Linked DNA regions of Homo sapiens: regions 1, 2, 3, 4, 5 and 6 are each linked to region 7. A link is a loop called in an ENCODE intact Hi-C map of the cell type or tissue named here. Cell type or tissue: IMR-90. All regions are shown on one strand.

Region 1 (4,000 bases), 300 kb after region 7:
TTCATTGTTCTCAAAATTCTTATTTATAAAATATGGTACAATCACTTTTCCTCCCCAAAGACTAGGATTTAACACCATTTTTCTGTTATTTTTCTTTAAAATGTGGTTCATGTTGTCACATTTATAAAATTGATTTATACAAAATTTAGTCAATTTTTACTAATTTCATCTGAACTATTCTCTATATATCTATTTATTTGTTTACATTTATTGAAACAAAACATAATCACATCTACCTAAAAATTTTATTTTTATTGTTGTTTCAAATTTCTTGATTGGTTGGTTTAATTGTCAAGTAAATGAACCAAGTATTTTGGCACATGGTATCTGTGTATGAAGACTCACAATGATAGTGTTTTAAAGCATAGGATGAAAATAAGTTAAGATTCCCTAAAGATTAGAATGGTTGATTGCTATAGAAAATTATTTGCTCATTTTGAGCTAAGGAATGAAAGAAAGGCTGTAAAGGAGGTGCTCACTCAGCCTTAACATCACTGAGCCCAACTGAACCATCATCACACCTGTGATTAGAAACCTTCATCATCAATCACCAATTATAGCAGATAAGAATATAGAAGTTAATGATGCCAGTCGTGACAATTGCTGAACACATTTAAATGAGGTGCAGCATCTGATTGAATTGCCAGATAACTTTAAGGATTTCAGTAAATTCCTCTTCTAGTATAAAAATAAAAGTGGAAGGAAAGCACCCCAAAACTATCATGACAGACATATTTGCAAATCAATACTTAAAATAGAGATTTATTGTAGAGAAAAAAGGAGTAAAGCTTTTTGGTTTTGTTTTTGCTTAACATACAAAAAAAAAAAAGTAAACCAAAGCTATAGAGGCAAATGAAAATAATGTGACTAAATTATGCAACTTGAAAAATGAAGCAAAGGACAGATACCCAGAAAATTTGCATGGAATACCAATTTCACTGTCCGAATGAAAAATTAGACTAGAATAACAATGAAAACAAATCCTAGTAGGTAAAACCACAGTGGATTTGTTTGTGTCAGGTCACATCTGCCGAGCCCAGAAAGCCTGCTGAGGACACTGGTTAATAGTAAACACCTTTTTGGAGCTGCCTGTCACAAGGACCACATCAGGGAATTCCCCTTAATAAAATCAGTAACTTTATTTAAAAAAAAAAAAAAACTAAAAACTAAAGTCATCAACTTATATTTAAATTTCAAAAAGAGAACTAGCTTTTTAAAAAAATTACAAACAAATGTATAAATCTAGATTTTGTATGCTATACTGGATCTGCTTAAGGTGCCACATGCCTGTATTTAGAATATGTCCCACAAATAAAAATAATATTCTATGAATGCAATAAAAAACAGAGATATTGGCTAGCTGTTTTGCTTAATCTGTAAAGTGAGATATGAAAAGCTGATATAAAAAGAATAACCATAGCATTAACAATACTGATGTCATGGCAGCTGGCATACCTACAATGTTTTAGGCCCTAAACTACATTTTCTACCGTCACTGTCACGTGGCGAGCCACATATTGTGCAATATGCTTTAGCAGGCATGTTGCTAGTAAACTGAAGAAGCACTTGCTTGATGGGAAAAAGAAAGGATGAAAGAAACGACCAGAGCAAACTTGAGGTCAAACACAAAATCAAAGTTTATGATTTGGCTCTCAGTTTTATTTCAATAACTGAGAAGGAACGAAAAAGAAGCAGTAAAGCAAAACAAAGTAGAATGCACTCATTTGGAGCCAGGAAAATGTTTTTGAAGGAATCTTTGGGGTGGAAGTGCTTAGTCACAATACTGGTTGCATAAGGAGTGCTACGCAAGAAAAATAACTCGATCTTGGGGGAAGAGCTCTCCCGTGTGGTGTGTCCCTCCTGTCACTGTGAGGACCACAGTCATGGTTGTGAAACCAGCCGGCAACTCAGGCTGCCCTGGTGCCACAGAGCTCCAAGTCCAAGAAGTAAGACCAGCAGCGTGTTAATCTTATTAATCCCAAAACTGGCTTTATTTCTGCACTGGAGAGGAAGGATAGGGGGTTTCTATTACTGACTAGGAATCTGAAACCCAACTTTGTGGTTCCCAAAAACCCAGTTCAGAAAACCTTATTTAAACATTTATTTAACTCACCTGCTTAACTCAGTCCCCATCCCCTCCCCTACCAGGAATCAAGTAACTCAGAATCGATGGATGCATTTTATGTCTTCCTCAATCATACAAGCCACAAATGGTTACCTAAGGGCTAATTTTGCACCGGCCCTTCCTATAACTCCCTAGTAGTGGAACATCGGCCCTGTACACGCAGGACAGGGGTCAGGAGAGCCAACAGTTGGAGGTTTAGACTTTGAGTACTAAAAAGCTCATTTTCAAACATTTCATCTGATTTCTCTTTCCTGATAGAAGTTTTCTGGGGGGATTTTTTTCCTCAGCTGTTATCTATTTCTAACAAAAACTTTAGAAAAATTTTCCTGTATAGATATTTCACCATGGGAAACATTTATTATAATAAGAATTTAAGTGTATATTTAGGAGTCCTTATGCAAGTGAGCAGCAACTAGTTTATTCAATTAATTGAACAGCTGAGAACTACAAATGGTTTTTTATGTTATACCAGTTAGAGTTTATTTTACTTATAAAAAACAAATGTGCAACTTAAACTATCTTTTACCGTAATGGCCTTTATTCATTCCCTTGTGTAATTGAAACATTCAGCATGTTCTGGGTTCCCTGCAAGAGTGGATTCAGCAACCCAGCAATGCCGCAGAGGCTCCTGGTCCCTCCATTTCTAGGCTTTGTCTTGCAAGGCAGCAGCCTCATCCTCTGTCTTGCTCTTGATCCAGGGTGGCTGCTGTCATTCTTCGTCAAGACGTCGAGACCTGTAGGGGCTCACTTTTCTTCCCGCAAACATAGAACCGAAGTCTTGTACTTCATGCAAGTGATCCAGTTCAGGTCAGATAACTACTCTAAACCAATCACTGTGGCCAAGGGGAAAGGACTTTGCTAGGTACCTTACCCTAGTCCAGGTCAGAACTGAATGATGCGCAGTGGTAGTCATTTCCAGGGGCAGCACTTGGTGATATTGACAGGTCTTGGCAAAATCTGATCATGAATCTGTTCTATTTGGTATTTGAAAAAAGGACTGACTTATCTTTTAGAAGTAGACTGAGTTGGCTTCAGATTCTTTAAATTGATCAGGATAAAGGCAGAAACAGGTGAAGGGAGAGATGTTGCTTCCCGAGGGAGACCCTGGACTTCCTATTAACAGGGTATGTGAGATGTCAAGTAATAATAAGAAAAAAACAGCTAAAATGGAAGATATGTAGCCCTAATGGTAATCTGGTTTTCTGCAGTAGGTCATAGAAGTTCCAACAGGCTACTGCTTGGACATGTAAGTTTTGTGAAATAGACAAGATTTATCCATTAAGTAATTGTCCTTATTGGTTGGTACACACCCTCTTCTGTCCCTGAAACTGGTGGAACCAAACTGTTGAGAAGCAGACAGGTCATGCTTCTCACAAAGCAGGAGCTGCCATCCCTAGCAACTATGGCTGGACCAGACTATGTCTGAGTTAAGGGTGACAGAAGACAAAAGCTTAGAGACATATTCAACTAAAGAAAGTATACAGGGAAAGGAATGGGGCCTGGTATTATGATCAGAAAAGAGATTGAGACAAAATAGAAAAGGAGATGGTGGGACATGAAAAGCTGCTGTATGGAAGTTGTCTTGGGCATCCTAGAGCAACATTCTACTGCTTCTGCTGCTGCCAGTCAGGATTAGTTGTTTGTTATGAGGACCTTGCTTCTACCACTCCGCACTGACCATACCAGTTCATGGAGCAGGAACTGGAAAGCATTCTGAACCTAGGAGGAAGGCAATGCTCAGTCTCCACTGCCATTTCTCATTGGCCTAGGCATGGGCCTTGGCTTTGAGGTGCTGAGTCTGGGGGAGCCGTTTCCTGGCCATGATGAAGCCAGGGGTCGGTATGTGTAGACAGTGCTAAGGAGGCCACCCAGTGC
Region 2 (4,000 bases), 550 kb after region 7:
CTTTGACACTTACATATTCCCAGACATTCAAAAATTCCCAGCTTTTGAGAATCTTTTTGATACCTCCTGGCTCTCTTCCAAATTATGTTTTCATCATAAGCCAACTTTCCTGGACAGATCTTCACATCACTAAAGTTTTACCCTCTCACTCAATGGCTATTTTCATACACACATACACACACACACACACACACACACACACACACACAGACACACACCCCTAATGTGATATAAAAATTAGCAGAGCACAACAAAACTTTAAAACTATATTGATGTAAAGGTGATGGACAGCTGTCTAGGCTCACCAGGAAGCAAATGTTCAGCTGCCACCTACTACCCTGTCTCCAACCTCAATTCACACCGTTCCAAAATTGCGATAACGTATATATCATGGACACCGAGATCCAAGAGAAATCACTACAAACTGCAAATGCCAAAGCCTTGAAGGATAAACATCAATTGTTATTGACTATCTGATGCTGATACAAAGCTCACAGTGCAGTATATAAATATTCTTAGGAAGGCTTTAAAAAGGCAGCAAAGGGACTCTGATGGCTTGAAATAGATTCACCATTCAGAAAAGGAGAACACTGTGGAATTATCAAAAGGTTCACTCTAGAAAATGGCTAGTACAAGTACAGAGATCAAATAAACAAGCCTTAGAGATTCTCAATCAAACCTACTCTTCCCTGTTCTGGTTGTGTCTTTGAGGGATCATTGAAGGTGGGTGTCCCACTTAATACTAGTATCATTCTAACATATTAGAACAAGCATCCCCTTTATTCTACCCACATTTATGGCAGACTTATTTCCATAAGCATTTCTGTAAATAATTATATCTTAAGTTCTTCTAAGAACTTTCTGCTGCTATAGCACCCAAAGAAAAATATTTCAATTTTTTTAAAGGTCATAAAAGGAACCCAAATAGAAAAGCACAGAAATGTAACAAGGATCATTTATTATACCAATAAATAAGCTTCCGTTTCCACAGTTGAAGTCACAGTCAAAGCCAGAAAAAAAGCTTGAGCAGTAACCAAGGAAAATGGTTTTCATTTTTTAGTGATTCTTCCTATTCCTCTAAGATTTTCAAAGAATCAGTAGAGTAATTCAAATAAACCACAGAAAGAAATGGGTGGCAAATGACAGTGATGGGATTACAGCATGGTAGTTGCTAGAACCTAGAATGTAATGAAATGAAATTTCAGTTCCATAGATTGTAACAATATAGGAACTGCTAACAGGTAGCATTAGACAGGCTTTTCTCACTAGCTCAAAGACTCAGCCAAATGCCTGAATCTGACAAATTCATTTCCCATCTAGAATTTTTTTAATCTTTAAAAATCTAAAGACATGTAAAGGGAAGAAGTCTTCTAGTGTAGATTGACAAAAACCGTGCATTTGAAATGCAAGGGAAGAAAAGCTTTCCTTTACCCAGTGTTTGCAGGACTAGAATACTTTGAGGAAGTATCCAGGTGTACCCAAGCTTTAAGAGTGCAAAAGCCTTTTGCATTCACCCTGCTGTTCTTTGCATTTAACATCTGTCAAGTATCAAGGAATGAGGACAAAATAAAAAGGAGATAAAGAAACACATCCCAGCAATTTGTTTAGGCTTTACTTCTGTCCAGCGTTGATTAGAAAATGCATGGTACCACTGTCTTTCTCTGAGTGGCTGACAATTGAGTAAATAAAATGGGGAAGAGAATCTGAACATGTGCTCAAGGAGGAGGATTTTTTAGACCTGGGAACTTTTGTGTGATGATTGGTTAATTCTTGTAAAACAAGGAGTTTAATAACGAATTCCTGATGTTTATGTCACACGATGTAGCATCCCAGGAAGCCTGTCATGGAGCAAGTCAGTTCAGCTCTCTGGGCCTCAGCTTCGTATATACATAATGAAGACAGACAGATCATAAACCCCATCTTCAGTCTTAGCTCAAAAAGCCCTTCAACCTGTAAACAGGAAAGACTCTTTTATATGTGTACACAGGGCTAGGTATTACCACTGTCATTCCTTCTAAGTCAAAACCATCCCTTGGATTCACGTCCCCAGCAGCCTAACAAAAGCAACATATGTAATTCATTTATGATTCTCATGAGTGAAGTATACTAGGTGGGAAATTATACACTAGGATTACATGGGCAATTAACCAGCTTTGTCAATTGAAGTAATGACAGCTGTTAATCATATCTTTTAATTCTTCTCTATTTTTAATGTTATTATAACCCTTATAACAATTTTTCTGATCGCTTTACTTTCTCCTAGTCTTTTTTTTTTTTTCCTTCAGAAAATCCTAACTGAACTCTTTGTGACCTTCTCTTATGCTTGATAATTTTCCCCCTGGTAACTCTTGCTTCATTTCATTTCAGCCTTCTAGTTTCCTGATTCTTCTAGCTCCCTCTGCTGATTGTAGCCAATTTGCTTTCAGGGTCTAGACAGCTATCAAATAAAAGTACTAACTCACACTCCTGCTCTGTAACCTTCACTGACAGGAGAAAAGAATGCGTTATTTGGTTGAATTTGGAGGCACCTTTCAGACTGTATAGTTCAGCCTTTTAGGAATAAGGAAACTAAGTTTCCTCAAATATGCCACTGAAAATAACTGAACCATATGATTTTTAACATCCTTCAGTAGTTAACCACTGCCACACAACATCTGGGGGACTCTAATGAGTTCTCACACTGATTTTAAGTCCATATCTCCAAACAAACAACATTTTTATTATCATCACTACCCCCTAAAAATTCTGGACAAGAGAATTTGGTTCAACAGCTGCTCTACTCATCAGGGTTTTTGGTGGAAAACAACAGACTCTCCTCTGGCTAATTTAAGCAGTAAGGAGATTTATTAGGGGATATTAGGTAACTTACAGAAATCACAGGGAGACTAGAAGTTCTGTTTCCAGGAAAATGCCCCCAAATGATGCCACAGAACTAGAGTAATAAAGACTCTGTTGCTAGTAATGCTGCTATCTTCATGAATTAAATTCCAGGACTTGACTTCACTGTACCTGCCACTACCTCCAGTACAAATGCTTCTCTTCTTACTACCTCTACTGCACCTGCAAGTCAGCTGCCTCCATAGCAATGTGTTGGGGCTCAGAAACCAATACCCCCAAAATATGGTGCTCTGACATGCTGAGCTGAGGAAGAAGCCTCAGGCTCTCTCTGACCTCCCCCTGCCTCACTCCTGTCTCTCAGTCCTGTCTCCCCCACAGTACAGGATAAAGTTGTTCTCTGAAGTGCCCTTATCTGCCTAAAGTCCGGACCCACCAAAGAAGAAACAATTATCTCTGGTCCCATCCTAGAGTGTTCACTAACTGAATTCATATCACAGGAAGAAAGCCTGAAGCCTGTCCACACACCTGGACACATGTTTGTCACAAATAACCAACTGTTCTGCGGGCCCAAGAGACTTTGTCCTAGGCCACTGTATGTGTTTCAAGCCCATTGAATTCCCTCCAAAAATCACCTACTATACCCCTAAAATCATCCATACTTCTCCATCTCCCTTTCCTTTAAGAAAAAAGGGTATACCCCTTTTCTACCCCATTGTGTGGTGGGGTAATCACTGTTATTTTCCCTGCGCATGTTAATAAATTTGTATGCCTTTTCCCCTATTAATCTGCCTTTTTTTGTGTTATTTTCAGTGAATCTTTAGAGAGCAAAGGGAAGTTTTCCCTTGGCCCTTACATAGGCAAACCAGAGAAGTCAGCATAAACCTGTTTCCTCATGCCCTTTCAAACCAAAGCATCACATAAGCATGCCTTATTGGAAGCCCAGCGTGCCACGCTTATGTCCTAACCACAAGGGACACTGAGACTCATAATATGGGAATTGCCCCACATATGTGAAGGCTATTCAAAAACGGATGGGCATCCAAAGAGCTCCCAAATGTGGATCTCAGGTGCTAAATGAAAAGCAGAATCTGAACCCCTTCCTGCTCCATTCCCCTGGTCTTGCCCATTTTATTAAGGCACAATTACATTCACAGATGATTCG
Region 3 (4,000 bases), 81 kb before region 7:
CAGCATGTTAAATGTCTAAACTCAGAGGGTACCTTTAACCCCACTTTCCCCATGCCCAGGGGCATAGCACATCATCACCTTGTGCTATGATAATCAGGCATAGGAAATCTCCTAATACACATACACACACACACACACACACACACACACACACGTAGAGAGAACATGAGCGTGTTGAATTAAGCAAACTAGGAGAGAGTAGTTTATATATATGTATTATATAATATTTTATATATGCGTACATATATAAATATATACATATATATCATACATACATACATTATATATACACATACATATATACCATATATAAATATGTTTTATATTATATATATATAGAGAGAGAGAGAGAGCTAAAGAGAGAGCTAATAACTGGCTTTAGTCTTTTGCACTTAGATGTGTCTTATTTCGTTCTCATGTCCAATCTCCTTTAGCCTGAGAAACGTTTTGGCTTGTCTCTTTTGCCCACTCTTACCCATTCAGCACATTTACATGCATGAGCTGGAGCTACTCGACTTTGGGACCCAGATCCTAGGACCTCACATGTAATCAGGATGTGAATGCAGACATTCATTGCTATTGATTCATCTAGATAATCTTCCATTGTCACTAGTCAGTCATTGCAAACACCACTGGATTTTATCAATCCACTTTGCCTGTGAATATGGAATACTGGAAAAAGTTTCTACCACCCAAACAAATTTTAAATTGGCCTTGCTTGTTTGCACCACTCACATCAAACTGTAAGAACATCTGCAGTACCTACAAGACTGTGATTTCCTAGAAGAGACAACCATTGATGCATCAGTTTGTTGCCCTGTGCTTTGATCAGTGCACAGTGTATTACATATGCCCAGTAACTGACAAATGAAGAGCTTCCTCTCCCCTATCTGGTTTGATAAAAAACCCTGTTTCTGTAATCACTTGGAAACCACTGTGAGCTTATAACAGGAAGTCTCTAACTTCTACCGATTCTATTACAGAAATCACTTCTGGGGTTATGTGAAACAGAAACCCATAAACCATCTATGGAGATGAAGTCACCACAGTGCTGTGTTGGACTTCGTCCTGTGAGTGTGGGGTAGGGAACTGTCTTCTAGGAGCAGGTGGTCATGGTATAGTGTGGGAGGGAAGAAGACAAGAGAAAGAAGACAGTTTTCTGGTACCTGATGTGGCTTTGTCAAAATTCCAAAATAGATCAAGTTCATTTGGGATATTCTTTCACATTTTATTTATTTTTTATTACTGGCAATTGTCTCTCAAATCATGCTGTGCTTACTTGCTCCCCACTCCCACTCCCTACCTCCACAATGCCTTTTTTCTGTTCTATACTTTCACCATAAAATCTCCGCAGGGGTGGGTGATGAGAAAGGCTAAAAGCAGCAGCTGATTTTAATGAGAATGACAGCAGCCTTGACTAAACTAATATCCACTAAGGTTTGAATGACTAATAGCATTATTATTCCTCTGTTATTTGCATTTTGAAGTCTTGCCCCAGAGCGAATTATACCAGTTCCTGCTTTCACAAGTTCCTTTCTCCACGTTTATACTCCACATCCAGTGTTTAGAACTGAAAGAGTTGCCACACATCTAAATATTCCTCACAATGTCTGTTCTGAATCAGCATTTTTGCATAAAGGTGAATGTGGGTTCTGTGGAAACAGGGAATTCTGTGAGCCTGAAACTCTGATGAATGGCTTTATGTTTAGAAGTCAGCAATGCTGGTATGTGGGAAAATGTTGCTGTTCAGATCTTTTTGGTCTCCATTTCATCGTCTTTGCAGCTTAAAAAATAATCCAGTGAAAATCTTTGATGGGGAATGTAGCCTCAAACAAGTTTTCTTTATTCTTTTGTGATTCTAGAAACTTGATTATATCAATTAGGAAGGCTTTAAGTTTCTTGAGTGTCTCTAGGGAGTTTCATGTTTTACTCTTTGGTAATTCCTATAAAATTATGAGTGTGAACAAGCTTCAGACATCAGAAATCATTGCCAGCCTCCTTGAAGGGTCCAAAAGAAAATAATGTTCTTTAGGTAAATAATATGTGATGTAAAAGGAATATATGAACTGCAATGGTATTGTCTTACCTTATTCTCCTTTATAAATAATATATAAATTCATATTACATATATAGTGTATATGTTACATGCACACGAATTTACATGTAGAATTAGATATAGCTGAGCAAATACACAAAACAAATACATATTTGTTGTATATATTTATATTTTATATGTGTATGTATGTGTGTATATATGTATAAAATGCTACATAGACAAAAATATTATTTCTGAAGTATAATGATCATGTTAACATTAAAAGTTTGAATGTAAATTAATCTCCAGCCCTGTAACCAACTCCAACTCCCAACTCCTCTTCTCAAAAAGGAGCTATGCTGGGAAAAGCTAAACAGCTGTATGATTGAGAACATCCCCCACTCCCTCCTGCCCTCAGCCATGCACTTTTAATCATTTTTTTGTTTGTTTGTTTTTGTTTTCTTTTGATGGAGTCTCGCTCTGTCTCCCAGGCTGGAGTACAGTGGTGCGATCTCGGCTCACTGCAAACTCTACCTCCCAGGTTCACCCCATTCTCCCGCCTCAGCCTCCCGAGTAGCTGGGACTACAGGTGCCCGCCACCACACCCGGCTAATTTTGTTTTTGTATTTTTAGTAGAGATGGGGTTTCACTGTATTAGCCAAGATGGTCTTGATCTTCTGACCTTGTGATCTGCCTGCCTTGGCCTCCCAAAGTGCTGGGATTACAGGCATGAGCCACCGCACTTGGCCTTAATCAATTTTAAAATAAGACTGTAGTATGAGTTAGTGTATTGTCTTGTTGACACAGTCTTTCTTGTTCAACTGGCATCCCTTTGAGGTCTGAAACAGCAGACTTTTTTCTATAAAAGTGTTCCTTAGTGTTATTTTTAATGTTTTCATTTGGTCAACAAATATTTATCAAGGACCTACTTTGTGCAGATACCAAGATGAGGAAGACATCCCTGTCGTCTTCAGTGAGCTCTGTGTCTAGAGAGAGAAGTATTGTCTTCTATTATATTATGTGCATAGAACTATGTATTATGACTATATGTTCATGTTTACAGATTTAGGATTTTTCTGTAAAAGGTATTTATATTTAGATGTATTGAAATGTAAGATAAGTACATTTCTAGATCTTGAACCAAATTTTTTAGAAAGTCACTGTAAAGATAAATAAAAAAGTGTGTTTATCCTGTGAAGAAAAAAACAAAAATGTGCATTTTTCTGACAATGATTGGTGAGTTTCCAAATATCTATAGCCTAAGTTATTAAAGTTAAATAGTAAAACAATATATCTTTATAAATTCTTGTGTAACTTTGACTTTATAACTATGTTATTGATCAAATGTGTTTTCCCTTTTCTAGGGAAAAAAAGGCCTTTAAAAATCTCATATAGCTTATTGATGATCAAGTGCCTTGTAGAAAGTAACGTTTTGATGAAGAAAGTGAGAATAAATCAGGAACATATGGATTTCATTTATCTCCAAATGTACAGACTTTTTAAGAGGTTCTGAGGGAAATTCCTGGCAAAATGCTCCTGATTTAGAGTATAAAACATATCTGAAAAATACACAAAAAGGTGGGCAACAGAAAAATTTAATATATGGAGTCTGCAACACATTGAATTTCTTTCTCACTCAAATATGTCTAGGACTATTCTGGAAACACACAGCCACATCCTGGAGTGACTCGTCCTTGCTAAAACTTCAATTCTGTGTTAAATGTGTGGACTGGTTCAAAAGGCAGCCGGTTATACACTCTTACAAATAAGAATAAGCCTTCTTGACCAATAACCAGTGAGGTACAATCAACTGTGGATCTCCAGCTAAAACCTAACTCCTTTGTCACTTTCCTTGTTACCCTGAATAATGTAGGATTTCCAACATGTGACTTGGAAAACCCCTTACTAGTGGCTGGGGTTGGTGGGGGGTGGTAGAAATGGAGCATGTGTGCACACGTGTGTGTG
Region 4 (4,000 bases), 440 kb after region 7:
GTAACAATTCCATCAGTGATGGATTGCATATAAAACAGTGGTTTCAGAAGATTATAACGGAGCATACATAGAAACCTGATATGTGGTACTTCATATTGGCATTTCAGGTCAAGTAGGGGAAATGATTGATATTCAATAATGGTGCTGGCATATTTGGTTTTCACATGAAAAATATATATACCATTTAGGTTGGTAAGTACACTCTATGAGGTTCACACAACAATGAAATTGCCTAACACTTTTCTCAGAAGATATCCCTGTCACTAAGCAACACAGAAGTGTACTCTTTTTCCCCCTTAAAGTAATATCATGACACGATGGTTACTGAATTAGTCTGCTCAGGCTATAGTAACAAAATGCCATGGACTGGATGACTCAAACAAAAGGAATTTGTTTCTCATAGGTCTGGAGGGGAGAAAGTCCAAGATCAATGTACTGGCTGATTCAGTGCCAGGTAAAGGCTCTCTTCCTGACCTGTAGACAGCCACTTTCTCATTGTGTCCTCACATGGCAGAGACAGACAGAGAACAAGCTTTCTGGTGTCTCTTTATAAGAACATGATCCTATCACTAAGGCCTAACCACATGACCTTGTCTAAACCTAGTTACCCCCAAAGGGTAACCCATCTCTAAATACCATCACATTGACAGTTTGGATGTCAACCTATGAATGGAGAGTAAGGGGAGACAATAACTTGGTCCATGCCAGTAATTAAGACCATGATGAAAATTCAGGAACAAAGCAAGGCTAAGAGACCATTAGAGGAAACAGTCACAATAGTGTTCTCATATTTTGTAATAGCTCCTGTGCCCAACTATATAAGATCTGTCTACAGACTTATTCTCCTTGAAAGCAAAATGTAATATCTATGTTTCTATAAAATAGGAGACCAGTTTTCAGCTTGTATCTGAAAGTTTAAAAAGTTCTACCAAAATGAGCAAAGTTTAATTCCCTCTTACCCTGCCACCAAGGGACCAAATAAGAGAGGCAGCCAACCAGGTAAACAGCGTACTCTGACTAAAGACGCAGAAAGCTACAAAGCTGTAGGAAAGAAAAAGAAGTCACGTCCAGGGCAACTTAACCAGCAACAGAGATTTCACAGAAGCCCTTACTCATAAGCAGAGACTCTTGACTTCAGAACACATCTGCATTTTAAACACAGAAGAGAAAAACATTAATACATTGTGGGAGACAAGAATATGCCACCCCAAAATATGAAGGATTGTTAAGTTGAATTAAGAACAAGCAGATGCAGTACAGCTCTCTGCCCTACCTCTATTTGCCAAAAAGCAGGAAGCAGATTTACAAAGATAAAAGGTATCCTGACCCCCTTCTCTACCAGGGAGAGAAAAAAATTAACCACTGAAGACAGCTTTGGACACATGTCAGCCTGGAGATGGGATGACAGGAATCTACATTAACAAGCTTTACTAACTCACCTTTATCTGCCTGCCCACCATTGGCTGCTGCTGGAGATTCAAAGTCCTGTCTTTTGTCTTGTCATTTCTCTAAAATGTCACTGTTCTTTGTTGATGATACATATAATCTGGAATTCAAAGCCACTTCTTTAAGACTATTCATCTCCTGGGTGTTTCCCATGTATTTATAAAATATATATGTTAATAAATTTTTGTTTGTTTTTCTCTTATTAATCTGCCTATTGCTACAGGGCTCCATTTCAACAAAGAACTTATGAAAGTTGAAGAAAATTTTTTTTTCCTAGAACCTCAGAGTAGGATCCATAGAACCTAAAAACTTAAGAAAATTAGACTGGTTTAGAACAGAAATTATTCCCTTAACTATACCTGATTACATATGTTTACCAACTTCTACTAATGGGGCATCAGAAATTAATATCACACTTCCAATTTTTATCGACATTTATGTAGTATAATAACATAATTTTCATTCCATAAAATGGCTTAATTCTCAGTCAATCCCTTGTATAATTTTCATAAAGTCATGAAGTTTTAAAACCCTCTAGATATTAAATACCCAAGCTGAGAAGGTTAAGCAAGTGATATGTTTTAGAACTTCTGTACTCACAAAGATTATTTGTATCTCCCAAGAACTTGGTACCTCTCATTTGCAATGCTGAAATTAGTTTATGAGTCATTGGTGCTAGCTTAGTTCACATAAATCTATACAAGAATGAAGATCATAGATTGCAAATTATTGTCTACTTCCCCTCAATGTACAAATCCAACTGAAACATTATCTACCCATCAGATGCAAAAAGAGACAGATGCCACCTAGTGTCTGATAGCCTCAAGTGCATCCCAATTCTACTCGAGTCTAGTTCCATTTTGGGATTATCCAGATATAGCTACGTCAAAAGTTACTGTAATATGTTGTATGCAAAGAACACTCAACACATTCTGGTGCTAGTTTTTCTATTAACTATATGTATCATGTTGGGCAAGACCCCCATGTGTCTTGAATTAGTTGCTTTCCATGACCTCTTAGAAGTAATAGACTCTGATTTCAGTTCTGACTAATGCAAAGCCACCTGTGGAAATCTAATCTTTTTACATTGAAATCTTGATGTAGAGCAGAACCAAATTCCAGAAAAGCAAACAACATTTTCCAGGGCTAACCTGTGATGTACATTGACTTCACTCTGTAAAGGAGATGTACATTGACTTCACTCTGTAAAGGAGCATGTTTTCTGTATAAACGCAGTACAAACATGAACTTGAGACACAAGTGCACATTACATCACTCCAAGCAATGATTTATCATCAGGTATAGCAAGGAAAAAACGAAATAAAGTCAAGGTGACCAAAACTCTTGGTTTTCAAAAGACCTCTAACAATTCACTATATAAAGTATGATAGCTGCTCAGACTTTGTCTTATAGTTTAAAATACTTAAGAAAAATGTTCTTCAGTTTTATGTATTAACAGGTTCTGTAAAATTTCTTTTTAACTAGATCACATAACAAAATCTTTCCCAAAAGAAAAATGAATGGAAAATACAGCAAAATATGGCAACTGCTAAATCTTGTTTCTTACCCCTTTAATTCTTTGTATCATGTTCTATTCTCAAATGAGTTTAGTAATCTAGAAGGTAGTCAGGCCTGTGTCCAGTGGTTTATAAAGACAGATGACAGTGTCATACACAGGAAATCTGTCCATGTTCTAAGAGATCTGCAATTGATCTGGCCTGCTTGGTGAAGGTATTTCTAATCTACTACTTAGTCTATAAAATTCAGGTGAATAGTATATGGGACTCTGACCTTCAGAAGTACGAACACAGATTCATTCCATGTGTACTAACTCTATAAAATGTGACAAATCATTTCCATTAACAATGTGGAAAGTCTGTCCACAAACCCATAGAGGACACTTGGTGTTTTGTGCATCTTTTTTCCCTTACAGTGCTTTTCAGTCTGGAAGTCATTCCTACTAACTTGAAAAATCTCAAGACAAGTCCTTCAGCCTGACCACAAGCCAAGCTTATCTTGATGTAGGTTGAGCTTCTCTGCCTGCCAGTTTCATCCCACATGTCAATTACAAAAAGCTGCTTATTATGTTTTTTCCATCCTTATCTGTCTAATGTGGAGGACAATCTCTTCAGGCAACCAAAGCAGATTCTGTCATCTCTGAAGGCTTAAGAGCTGCTAAGCAGTTACCTCTCCTTGTCTCCTGGCTCTGAATTTTCCTGGTGTCAATCATCAGCTCTTCTCCAAGAGCATGCTTCAGATCCAGCTCTTCCATGTCATTCCACCCTTAATCCCATCTAGGATCAATTATGTCTCTAAAAATGAGAGATGAAAACATCTCTTTGAACTGGTTTAGATACCAAATGGACTTGATGGCAGAGGGGCCATTGTTCCTGATAGGGCACCTTTCTTCAATTTTCTGTGACTCTCCCTGAAGGCCAGTGTCTGTGAACTCCAACAGACTTGTGAGTTCTTTGTTGAGTGCCAACTGTACACTGTACTCTATACAATAAATCTCTGTGTTTCCTAAAAGCCAATTATTAGATCACTCTTCAGT
Region 5 (4,000 bases), 630 kb after region 7:
TGGAAGTGGCAAATGTCCTAGAGAAGTGTTCCAGGACCTTCCATGACAAACATAGTGTTGGAGCAATACAGCGGAAATGGCCACAAGGGCAGAGCTGAGAAAGCCAGAGTGAAAGCCTCTGAATGTTTCCCCATCCCTAGGGAGGTTTGACAGAGCTAGGGAGAGGCAGATCTGGGGAGGTTTTACGGATGGTCGTCAGACAATGTGGCTGTTATTTGCAAGGACAAACCTACCCAAGAGAAGGTGAAGGTTGTCTGACTAGATATCTGACTCAGGAGGTGACAACCAAGGACCAGCCCCTGACTCACCAGCACCACCTCTCACTCACTTTCACTTAGCAATTCTGCTGGCAGATGAGGTGGGAAAAATCCAGAATTGACCAAGATGATCTTGAATTAATTTTTTGACTCAGTGCAATGTGAGGTTACTCTGAATTAATTGATATTTGGTTTCTGACATCTAGTAAAATAAAACTTCAAACTAGAAATTAAATTCAATTATGGGGAAAGGTGATATTTTCTTGCAAATTTAGTTTGCAACCTAAGAAATACACATTAGCCATAAATGGTGGTAAACTACATCATAAATATATATTGTAAGAATATAGTGTCTCTACTTTTTCATTTTCACTTTTAAAGGTAAATTTAAAACATTCACAAAGGGAGAATAAATAGCATAATGAACTCCAGCTCCAACAATTACCAGATGTTGTCAATCTTGTTTCTTCTATTATCTTCCCACCTCTCTCCACACACGCACACATACTTTCAATTCCCATATTTATATTTAATAGAAAAGGGATTTTAGAAGATATCATTATTTATTTTTTATTTTTTTTTTTTTTGTGGAGATGGAGTCTTGCCATGTTACCCAGGCTGGTCTCAGACTCCTGGGCTCAGGCAGTCCTCCCACTGTGGCCTCCCAAAGTGCTGGGATTACAGGCATGAGCCACAATGCCCAGCCCCAAGATATCATTATGACACCGAAAAAGATTAAGAGTAATCCCATAATATGATATAAGATTGTCTTCCTGTTCAAATTTCCCTAGTTGTCTCACCAGCATCTTCTTATCACTCTTTGCTTGAATCATAATCCAAACACGGTCCACCAATTGTATTTGGAAGTCTCTTAGGTCCCTTTATTGTGTAACACTTTACCCTCTAAGATCTGTGATTCTTAAATCTCTAATGCACGTGGAATCATGTCTGTGAACTGAGCTAAAAAAAAATGTGAACTGAGCTCCACAAAAAAATAAAAATAACAAGTAAAAAATACATAATGATATCTTGGTAATGCTAAAATCCCTTTTCTATTAAAGATACATATGGGAATTTTTGCCTGAAATTATATGTCTAAGGCTGGGCACAAAATTCACAAGTCTGCAAGCTGATTTATAAGTACCACGCTAACTCATTGCGCCACTGAAGCCAGCACAGCTGATTTAAATGTGGGCTACAAGCAGTGTTTCCCCACCAGAGGAAAGAATTCCTCAGACAGGGATCTGGCTCCCTCTAGTGCTTTTTCAGATTATAACAGCCTCTGATTCTCAAACCAATTTAGAAATAGAAAAATAATCCCATTGTAAATAGTTCCATGATATATGCCCTTTTAGCTGCGTATTTCTTATGTCATACCACTCAACAATAAGGAAGGAATTATTTCATTATCTTTGATAATGAAAGATAACGATTACTGAATATCAAGTCCAGAGTCAGAAGCTACATGTTTATTCCTCAGTCTGTGGAAGAAGATGTCACAGTCCACCATTCAAAGTAACATCATCATATAGGAGTGCAAAGGCTTCTTTAAAACAACAACAGCAACAACATCAAAGTAACATCATCATCTCTACCAGAAGTCTTGCTGCTGTTTCCAAGGTACTCCTACTGTTTTAATAGCTCCTTTATTTCAAACTGCCACTTTTTCATTTTACTCATCCCTGCATTTGGGTTAGAATTGGGAGTAGACAGAGGTTCCTCTAAAAGCAATAAATTCTTACCGTTGTTTCTGATATGGCATCGAATGGATAAAAATAGAACAGAAGAGAGGGACAGGCACGATGGCTCACGCCTGTAATCCCAGCGCTTTGGGAGGCCGAGCTGGGCGGATCACTTGAGCCCAGGAGTTCCAGACCAGCCTGCCCAACATGGCAAAACCCTGTTCTACAAAAAAATAGAAAAATGAGCCTCTAGTTCCAGCTACTCGGGAGGCTGAGGTAGGAGAATCGCTTGAGCCCGGGAGGGCGAGGCTGCACCGAGATTGCACCACTGCAACCGAGATTGCACCACTGCACTCCACCCTGGATGACAGAGTGAGACCGTGTCTCAAAAAAAAAAAAAGTAAAAAAGATGAGAGGCAAAATGAAAGAAAAACATACACACAGTTTGTAATAATCCTTAGGACCAGGCCTTGGCACCAGGTAGCAAGAAAAGGGAAGCATAGAAAGTGTTACAAATAATTGACATCTGCTAAATTAATGTACTTTAAAATAATAATTGATTGTACAAAGTATTATAAATGGTATTTTAAAAAAGAAAGCAAGGGCAAGAAAACATACACCCAATCTAGGAAGGCTTGTTTACCATGAATAACCTCTTCATCTCTGAGTATATAGAAATGCATAGTTTTATAGACACTTTTGTGTATTTATGTTTTAAAACTATAGCTACTCTGCCACAAGCCATTTTTAAAAGGTGCATTCCTGAAAGAAGAAATAAAGCTGAATTGAAGAGTGGGGCCAGGTGTAAATTAGTTTCATCTAATGAACACACCCTAAGTCCCTTATATAGGAATTCTCAGGATAGCAATAACATAGCTCTTCAACACTGGTCTCTTGCACGTGTAAGAAATTTTTTCAGCTGTGTCAAAAGAATGCCAAATTTAGGAAAACATTGCCACCTTTGAATTCTTCACCAAAAGCTAAGGTTCAGCAACAAAATCCAATACAGTTCTGATTGATTGTGAATTCAATGCAGCCCAGCTCAAACCTGATTTGACTGTGGATAGTGTTGATTTACTCCTCAGTCTCCAGTGAATCCCGAGGTTTTCTTCTAGGAATGACATAAATAGGACCCATAGATAACTGTTTATAGTATTTACATCATTCTCTATCAGGATGACCTTGGCTACAACTGGACAGCTCAGATCTCAGGAAATGTACCAGTGTCAGATTGTTTTATTTTTGCAATTATATGTTGGGGAGATGAGAGCAAGACAGTAAATATTCCCACTACAAATCATTCTGAGGCTGGAATGAGAAATTTCCTCCATATCTGGGCCAAAAAAAAAAAAGACCACAGGAGTAGAGCTAGAAGACTGCCTGAGATGGGCAAGGGTGATTTGCACCATCGTATCTCTGAATTACCCTTCCACCTTGTGCCACATCACCACCACCTCCCTAGCTAATGGCAGTGACCAAGAGGACAGAGTCCCCTTGTCTAGGGAACACAGGTAAGTACCTGGCCACAGGAGAACAGCAAGAGGGACAGGGATGATCTTTTAGAAACTAAGAGAGGCTGGGCACAGTGGTTCACCTGTAATCCCAGGACTTTGGGAGGCCGAGGCAGGTGGATCACCTGAGATCAGGAGTTCAAGACCAGCCTGGCCAACATGGTGAGCTCCCATCTCTACTAAAAACACAAAAAAATTAGCCAGACATGGTGGCGTGCACCTGCAGTCCCAGCTACATGGGAGGCTGAGACAGGAGAATCACTTGAACCCAGGAGGTGGAGGTTGCAATGAGCCGAGATTGTGCTACTGCACTCCAGCCTGGGCAACAGAGCAAGACTCCATCCCAAAAAAATAAAAAAATAGGAAATAGGAGAGTCTGGTCCGTCCACAAATTCATACAGAAAGAATTTCTGACTCATCTTCTCTGGCATTATTGGGTCACCTTAGAGAAATGGCTGTATGTATTGTTGATTGTTGACAGTTGTATCCTATAAAGTTTTCAAGAACAACGAGTCCACAAATATTAAACCATCACTCCTGACAGAAATAC
Region 6 (4,000 bases), 420 kb after region 7:
ATCTAACTGCCGTTAGAATAAAACTAAGAAGGAAGACCAATCTTAACTGCTTCCTGCTGACAGGGGGCGCTGTTTTAGGGAAATGGCAGAAGAAATAAATCTTCTAAAAATGTAAATTAGTATATTTTAAAGACATTTAGAATTATTTTTTTCTAGAATTATATTTCTGGGGGTTTGATATTTCAGGATTGTGATCTTCAGGATTTCAGATTTTAGGAATTTTGATCTTTTGGGATTATGCATCCAGGATTGTATCTTTGGGAATTACGACCGACTTCCCTTTTGAGACGCCTCTGGTCCAAGAATCCAAGGCAATGACCAGACGCAAAGTAAATGGTGGACAGCTGTGGAACTGAGACCAACAAGGTAGAACTAGCCTGGAAGAAGCAAGTTCAGCAGATGATTCAAGAGCTAAGATGAGACTAACTCTCATTTGTTCACATTTATATGCCAGGAAAGCCACAACTAAAGACAGAAACTGACATGCGGGGTTGCAGGAGCTTTAAACATTGGGCAAATTTAAATTGGGTACCTTGAGGTAAAAGGCTTTGTACTTCCCATAAGCTCTCAATGAAAATTTTGCCCTAACTTTATAACATACATTCTAAGATCAAATTTGTATGAAAGCACCACAACACAGGACAAGACCCTTGGGAGCAGAGAGAAGGAATGACCAGTTTATTAATGGGACACTAAACTTTCTTTGTTTTTTCAATATCTTGGGGGCTGACTAAATAATTTCATCCAGGTGTATAAGTGAAAACAACAGTCATAACAACAACAACAAAAAATTATTTTATCAGGGCAGGCTTTAAAAACCAAACACATATATTAGGCTTGAAAAGCTACCAATTGCTGTAATTTCATTTAGCTTGCAGACCACTTCTAAGTTGGGAAAATATGATTGCAAAACCTATAAAAACCTAATGAAAGCTTTGGGGTTTCTCCCCCACCCCCAGTCTGGCATAAAATAGTAGGAGTAAGAGTAACTCTCCATTTTCCCCACCCACAGCTTAGATATCATAAGATAATTATAAATTATGTTGTGATGACCACAAGCTGCACTCGAACAAGTGTCTCTCACCCACTGACCCCAGATATGCCCCTCAGTACCTGTTTAAAGATCCCCTCCAATAACATAGGCATTTGCTTGAAATTGTGCTTGGAGCTTGAGTTCAACTAAATTTTTACTAAGCTATTTAAAATGAATTACATGGACTAAATGGATCTTGAATCCTCTGAGGACAAATGCACCATATGAATACAAACACAGCATAGGGCTGTAAGAAAACTCTATTCCATTAAGGGATAAGGCGAATCCCACAATAACAACAGAGGAGCCGGGAGACAAGTTGTGGGAGCTGCAGTGAGGTGAAACCACAGAGGGCTCCAGGAAAAAGCTGGTGTTGGCAACACAATGCTGCATTGCAGGTACTCTACCTGCCACTCAGGGACCACATATGTTCTGAATACCTAAGTGTTTTAGGGGTGGAAATGGTGACCCAAACTTATTTCTAACTCACAAGATAAATGAGACTGTGCTCAAAATCAGTTTCAGACTTCTCAAAAGAAGAATTATTTATAGATGCCAGGTATCATCATTCACAGAGAAGGATAGCAAATTGCCACTTCCAAGCCAGCCCAACAGAAAGCCCCCATGTGCTTCATGCTCTTCTCTCTTCCACCAGCTAGAGGCAGTTGATGATGAGGTCATGTGGATTCTTGCTTCTCAAAGTCTAGTCTATGAACCAGCCCCATTGGCATCACTCAGTGCTTATTAAAGACGCAAAATCTTGGGTCCCATTCCAGACCTCCTGAAACAGAATCTGCCTTTTAACAAGCTCCCCCAGGTGATTCATATATGCATTGAAATTTGAGAAGCACTGGTCTAGACTGGTGGTAGGATGCTAGAGCTGCCAGATGAAAAGAGCATGAGTCCCTGAATTGCCACATGGAGGAAAGCCACCAGCTGACCAGAAACATCTGCCTGGGATTCATGAAAGACTTGGAAAGAAACTGGGTATAAGCCATTACATTTTTTTGCTTCTATTTGTTAGCACAGATGAGCCTACTCTAACAAATACAACGAAACATATCTATTTCTAAACCATCTGGAGTCTGAACTCTGTCCTTCTGGAATTTGGAATATCAACAAAATTCTTAGAAGCAGATTGAATTAACCAAGAGACTATTTTACCACATGACAATCTGTGTATGGCTTCAAGTCAAGTGTGTGTGTGTTTTTTTATATATATACTAGCAGATAAGTTGTATAAAATAAGGGTAGGATTTTTCAACCTTCATCTATTTCCAGGTCAAGCTTCCCTTCTTTCCATTATTCCATAATGTTATCAAGTCCTTTTTGAAAGGGCCAGTGTCAGTTTCAGCATCCCTGCTGGCTTTGAGCATCTATCATTTTAAGAATGAAATGATTCTTCATGGCATATTATGAGCCTTTTTTGTCAGGTAGTTAACTAAACTGGCACCAGTTAACTGTGATCTAAACTTTATATTGACAGATCTGGCAACAGACTGACATTCCTTGCACTAATTTTGGCTGCCCAATCTGAAAAAAAAAATATGTTTGAAATATGATTTATCTTAAGCTGACAGCAGTCTTCATCGGGGTGCCAGCCACTGACAGAGTGAGGGAAAGGACCCAGCATAAAATCCTAGCTGAATATGCTTGTAAGTCAGGAAGAAAGAATTTAGGGCTCCTGTTCCTCAAAGTCATAATTTAATTTAACAACCAAAGCTGGAAGGAAAACAAATGTTTCTTAGTAAGCCTCACCATCAACAATCTATTTTTCTCCCATACCACATTTGTCTTACCTTGTAAAGCCCAGGATTACCTTCCCCAAGTCTTACGATAATATCTGACACACACCAACTATTCCAGCAACTCGGTAGAGCCCCTGAAATGCAATTATAAGAAAAGATCTAATAAGCCAAAGATTAGTGACAGAAATGTGAGCATTCTTAAGTGTTTTTCTTTGGGGCTGATGTGAAAGCCAGAAACTAACCAGCTGAAGGAATAATGATACAGAAGGAAGTGACAAAATTGGAAAGATCCATCAGCATAGTCATGGTGCAGAAATGACAGTATCTGGGTAGTAACAGCATCATTTGACCATTAAATCCTAAATTGTTACATCTCTCTTTTCCTAATGAAAATAAGATGCAGAAATACTTTCAGACATTAACAAGAAGCTGTCTAGAACGTTACTGATATTTCTTAGACCAATCATGCTTTATTAACAACATAAACCCAAGTTTTTAGACTATGCCAGCACTCTGTGCAAATACGTTAATATGTAGCTGTTCACTGTCATCTTTTATTTTTGGTATAATTTGGTATGAGGTGTGTATTTGTGTATATGAATAGTAATGATGAGCAAAATAAAATAGCCCTGGATTCGTTGTTTAAATTCTTGCATTGGTATTTATGGCAATAAAGGAGATGGGGGAGGGGAATATATACTGCCTAGAAGCTGAAATTATTTCCTAATGCCATCAAGCTAGAGTGAATGAAGTTCTCCTGGGGAAATACTATTCATTCTAATGGGCTGAATTGGACACTGTGGTGCCATTAAGTGCATACTAAGTGATCATTCACCAAAAGGTAACCTTTGGTGTTTTAAAAAAAAGGGAAAGAAAGAAAAAATAAAAGCTTCAGCCTCTTTACCTCTATTTACATTTTCAGCAGCGAAAACATAAACATAGGAATATAAGCACATAAGATAAAATATAAATGTCTGTACACGGCAGGCCCCACGTCAGTGTCTGTGGGGTCCATGTCCTCTGCGTGCTCACCTGGATTCCCCTTCCTCATTATTTGCCATGGTGTCTGTGAGGCTCCCCTGTGGCTTCTCCCAGACCTCTCCTCCCAGGTAGCTCTCCATCCTCTGCTTCTTTTCTTACCTCCTCTCCCCAATTAAGCACATCTTTCCTGTGCCCCATTTCTTTCCTGCCCCTTCAAACAGATTAACCCATGCTAAGT
Region 7 (4,000 bases):
CCATTGTGAAAATAGGTCACACATGCTGTTTCAATGTCATGAATACCAAAGCTACCTGGACATTGTTTTTAGAAAATAGTGTCTATTGTCATTTTGCTTGTGTAAGTCTTTCTTGAAGCCTTGATCATTTTCTGCCCTCACCTCTTCCTCAACATTTAGAGGAAACAGCTTCCAACTACTTCTCATCTTTTCCTATTTTCTAACACCACCACCCCCAGAGACTTTCTTCTACCCCATAGGATTATTTTATGCCTGACATCTACCCCTACTATCTTGAGGCTCCATGTCCTGACATAACATGAAGCCTGTACTATCATGTAGGCCCACACTCCCAGGCTCCTCTTCGTGCAGCCACCATGGGAAATTTAGCTTCTTTTTTGATCTCTGTTTTCTCATGAAAAATTGACTTTTAACCTTTCTTGGTGATAGGCAAAATGAAAGGCTCAAGCAGAGGTTGGGAAAGGATGTGAACCCTATCCAGGCTAATAATAATTGTTATTCTATGGTACCTGTTTGCGATCTTTAGTGCTATTTTTTTTATTTTTCATTTTTTGCTATTGATGTTGTTTGTTTCATTAACTGTTTTGTGGCCAGGTGCAGTGGCTCACACCTGTAATCCCAGCACTTTGGGAGGCCAAGGAGGGTGGATCACCTGAGGTCAGGAGTTCAAGACCAGGCTGCCCAACATGGCAAAATCCTGTCTCTACTTAAAATACAAAAAATTAGCTGGGTGTGGTGCCATGCACCTGTAATCCCAGCTACTCAGGAGGCTAAGGCAGGAAAATCGCTTGAACCCGGGAGGTGGAGGATGCAGTAAGCCAAGATCGTGCCACTGCACTCCAGCCTGGCGACAGAGCGAAACTCCGTTTTAAACAAGAAAAATCAAAAACAAAACAAACACAAAAAACAAAACAAAAACTGTTATTTAGCAATTATTAGTCTGTAGGTTTTCTCAGCATATTTGTCTTTTTACCATCCTACCCTAAATCTTTAGAAACCACATCATATCACAAGAGTACGAGATTTTGCATTTGTCTTGTATAAATGTTTTCAAACTGGTTTTAGCCTTTGAGTTATTTTGGTTTCAAAACAAGAATTGTGGTTTTCTCTCCTTTGGAAATATCCCTCGCAATCTTACTGTTCCTTTTGACTTTGCTGGATTCCATGGTTGCTAACTTACTGCATGCTTAGGGTGCAGAATACAAATCATTCCCTTAATGACTCCAGATTTCACGTGGAGAACTCAGACACATGTTTCCCATTTTTCTCCCTTTTATGCTGCATATTTGTGCTGAATCATTTTATTGCTAATGGGGGAGATGCCAGAATATTTACAGGATCATGGTCATGGGAGTGTGCTGTTATTTGTATATGTCTGGATAATACCAACATAATCAATCAAAACGGAAACATTTGGTCAAACAAGCATTTTCAAAATCATTAGTGTAATGCTAATAGCTTTGAGTATTTAACCAAACTTACAGTTATTTGGACATGATTCAGAAACAAACTTAGCAGAGTACCTTGTAAACACTTCTATTTCCAAAAATGAAGAAATTTTGTTGGAATTTTGTGTAGATGCAGCATTGCTCAGGAAAATAGGACTCCATCACCAGCACCACCACTGATATTCTGAAGGAGACATAAGCAAGTTGCTTAACCATGCCATGCCTCAGCTTCCTCCTTTGCAAAATGAATGTTACTAAATCTTATTTATTTTGGGGGACCTTTGGGAATATAATGAAAACTGTGAACCCTCATGGATAAATACAACATGAAATTTGCAGGCGACTTCTAGAAGTTTACAGATGTTCTAAAATCAATTCACACACCTCGTAGGGGGTTGTTAAGAACTCTTACAACTGATGACCTTTGAAGTTTTGTTAGTTGAACATTTTATGATTCTGTGAATTTTCTGCTGTAACCTCAACCATTCCTTTACCATGAACTCCTACAATGCATATCATGTAGAAGTCGTAGATGTGCTAAAACATGCTTTGTTGCCGATATAGTAATGCTTCTACATTCTGTGGCTTCTTTTCACGAGGAAAGATTCTCACAGAATTAAGAAACATGAAGAATCAGGATCTATTCCAGTCTCACAACCATCCAGGCGTGACTGACAAGCACCACCTTCTGGAGGAAACAGGTAGTAAATGTCAAAGTTGATGATCCTTGACGCAGCTATGCTTTTCTCAGGTACCCAGGGCCCAACCTCTGCCTGACTTCAGCATCAGTCTTACCCCACATTTCTCCAGCAATCTCTTTTTCCTTACTCTAACCAATGATGAAGCTACCTTTTGCCTGGGGAGCCTACAGGATGGTTTGAGTCTAAAAATTAATTCTATCAGTTGAAAGAATTCTACCTTTCATTAGAAATCTCATAGTAACAAAATTCAGATCATTTGGAAATACTAGGCTAGAGATCATATTAGAGGCCATATGTCAAGGGACTTTCATATGACTTGTCATTAAAATGTGGTGAAGTAGTTTAAAGTACTTAGTGGAAATACAGAAGGTACTACGAAAATAACAAATGATCTTGGATGTAACAATGATGAATTAATTAAAATAATGCTCCACTCTAGTCCTATGCATAATAAAGCATCAAAAGAGTGATTGATTCAAAAGATTTATTTTAAACATGCAAAATAGTTTTGGATAAATAGTTATTCTTGTTTTTTCATATGCATGGTAACTTTTTATACATACTTTGGATTAATTGTAAGATACAAATTTATTAAATAACAGAATTGCCAGAAATTGTTTGTGGATATCCTCATTATGACTCAAAACACTTAATTTTCTGTTACAATTTTTATAGAAGGCTTTTTTGGCTCAAAAATTTTTCTCTGGTTCACTGGGATCAGATCAATGTTTAGATGAAACCATTTGCCCCATGGGAATTCCTAGGAGTGGCAAGTTCTATAAGGGTTTTCTCCACTGTCAGATTGAAAGACCCCATCCCATTTATATCTTTTTTTTAAATCTAAGAGGCAGGAATGACTATGTTTCCTGAGAAATGATCCTTTTCTTTAAAATAAAACAAATTATTTAAATCCCATTCACAAAGTATCTTAGAAAACTTTTGAGAATTGAGTCAGATAATGAAATGTTCCTTGAGGCCAATCATATCCCAGAACAACATTGGTTTTCTAGGGAGATAAATTGAGTACAATGAAGTTTACCGTGAAGGAATTGCAAAAATGGAAGCTTAGAAATATAGACTCTAGACATATTGATATAGTTTTCCTGGAATTTAATGAAAAAGTAGGCATTGATTGTTTACTCCTAGGCAAAATTTCTCTGACCTACCTAAAAATCCTCAGTCTGTGAGTGTTTTGGTCTTCCCAAGAGGCTATTTCATCATTTTGTGGAGTTATATTTATTTTTTGAACTTACTTTCCAGATGGACATATGTATGGTTTCATTAAAGCCAAATGTGGTTTATGAAATACGAGAATAATAGCTAATCATGCCAGTGAGAGCACCTGAGTGAGGCAGACTAAGGGCATTTTCAGGAAAATCAATAATAAAGTTAAAGTGGCTACCATTTGGGGGGTACCTAGTATTTTCCAAGCACTTTTTATATAGGGATGTATCTTAACTGCAATCTTGCATAATAAATATAGTTCCTATTTTATAAATGGAGAGATGAGGCCCTGAGAGCTCTTATATGGTAGAACCAGGATTTGGATCCAAGTTTGTCTGGTCTGGAGTCCATGTACTTTCTATTCTGCACTACTGCTTCTGAAGGTAAGTGTTCAAACTTGACAAACTTGGGGGCTTGCTAAATTGCACACGTTCTCTATAACTGATAACTGGAAAATGAATAATTATGAAAATTCCGCATAGTCCATCCATGCACAAAATTTTGTCTTTAAATAATATGCCTTGTTGGTAGATACTTTTTAATTGGTACTATTCATCAAGCACCTCAGATGTTTGTTTGTTCAGCTGCAAAATCATCAACACAAACATACACAGAGGTTGAGCCTAC

What was found. Hi-C counts contacts between places; a loop is a spot of excess contacts. Peaks named below come from ENCODE experiments on the same cell type or tissue, not always from the same donor. Only the 100,000 strongest peaks of a DNase experiment are listed, where the experiment ranks them.
Region 1: a loop joins it to region 7, with 9 times the contacts of the local background. A loop is called at or near these places in 5 of 110 quality-filtered maps.
Region 2: a loop joins it to region 7, with 4 times the contacts of the local background. A loop is called at or near these places in 3 of 110 quality-filtered maps.
Region 3: a loop joins it to region 7, with 5 times the contacts of the local background. A loop is called at or near these places in 11 of 110 quality-filtered maps.
Region 4: it touches region 7 in a loop (2.5-fold over the local background); 18 of 110 quality-filtered maps call a loop at or near these places.
Region 5: a loop joins it to region 7, with 6 times the contacts of the local background. A loop is called at or near these places in 12 of 110 quality-filtered maps.
Region 6: a loop joins it to region 7, with 2.9 times the contacts of the local background. A loop is called at or near these places in 2 of 110 quality-filtered maps.

The regions. Positions count from the first base shown.
Region 1 is chr2:150,910,328-150,914,327 of GRCh38, forward strand. No RefSeq gene overlaps it. Among named protein-coding and RNA genes, the nearest start is that of LINC02612, 280 kb to the left of the region's middle. In IMR-90, a CTCF peak has its summit at 1,853; DNase peaks (open chromatin) are centred at 1,504 and 1,814; H3K4me3 peaks cover 559 bases; H3K27ac peaks cover 1,169 bases.
Region 2 is chr2:151,159,991-151,163,990 of GRCh38, forward strand. No RefSeq gene overlaps it. Among named protein-coding and RNA genes, the nearest start is that of RBM43, 100 kb to the right of the region's middle. In IMR-90, a CTCF peak has its summit at 2,389 (motif pointing left); a DNase peak (open chromatin) is centred at 2,391.
Region 3 is chr2:150,528,090-150,532,089 of GRCh38, forward strand. No RefSeq gene overlaps it. Among named protein-coding and RNA genes, the nearest start is that of LINC01920, 42 kb to the right of the region's middle. RefSeq lists enhancers at 982-1,061, 1,072-1,131. In IMR-90, no CTCF peak of the experiment used is centred here; DNase peaks (open chromatin) are centred at 1,002 and 1,512; H3K4me3 peaks cover 315 bases; H3K27ac peaks cover 2,208 bases.
Region 4 is chr2:151,049,549-151,053,548 of GRCh38, forward strand. It overlaps LOC105373686 (a long non-coding RNA gene), which reads right to left and starts at 1,033. Exons shown (of 4, transcript XR_002959484.1): 1 at 960-1,033. In IMR-90, a CTCF peak has its summit at 2,256 (motif pointing left); DNase peaks (open chromatin) are centred at 373 and 2,213.
Region 5 is chr2:151,237,541-151,241,540 of GRCh38, forward strand. No RefSeq gene overlaps it. Among named protein-coding and RNA genes, the nearest start is that of RBM43, 22 kb to the right of the region's middle. In IMR-90, a CTCF peak has its summit at 1,505 (motif pointing left); a DNase peak (open chromatin) is centred at 1,441.
Region 6 is chr2:151,030,977-151,034,976 of GRCh38, forward strand. No RefSeq gene overlaps it. Among named protein-coding and RNA genes, the nearest start is that of RBM43, 230 kb to the right of the region's middle. In IMR-90, no CTCF peak of the experiment used is centred here; a DNase peak (open chromatin) is centred at 1,905; H3K27ac peaks cover 768 bases.
Region 7 is chr2:150,608,753-150,612,752 of GRCh38, forward strand. No RefSeq gene overlaps it. Among named protein-coding and RNA genes, the nearest start is that of LINC02612, 18 kb to the right of the region's middle. In IMR-90, a CTCF peak has its summit at 2,137 (motif pointing left); DNase peaks (open chromatin) are centred at 1,269 and 2,109; H3K27ac peaks cover 1,668 bases.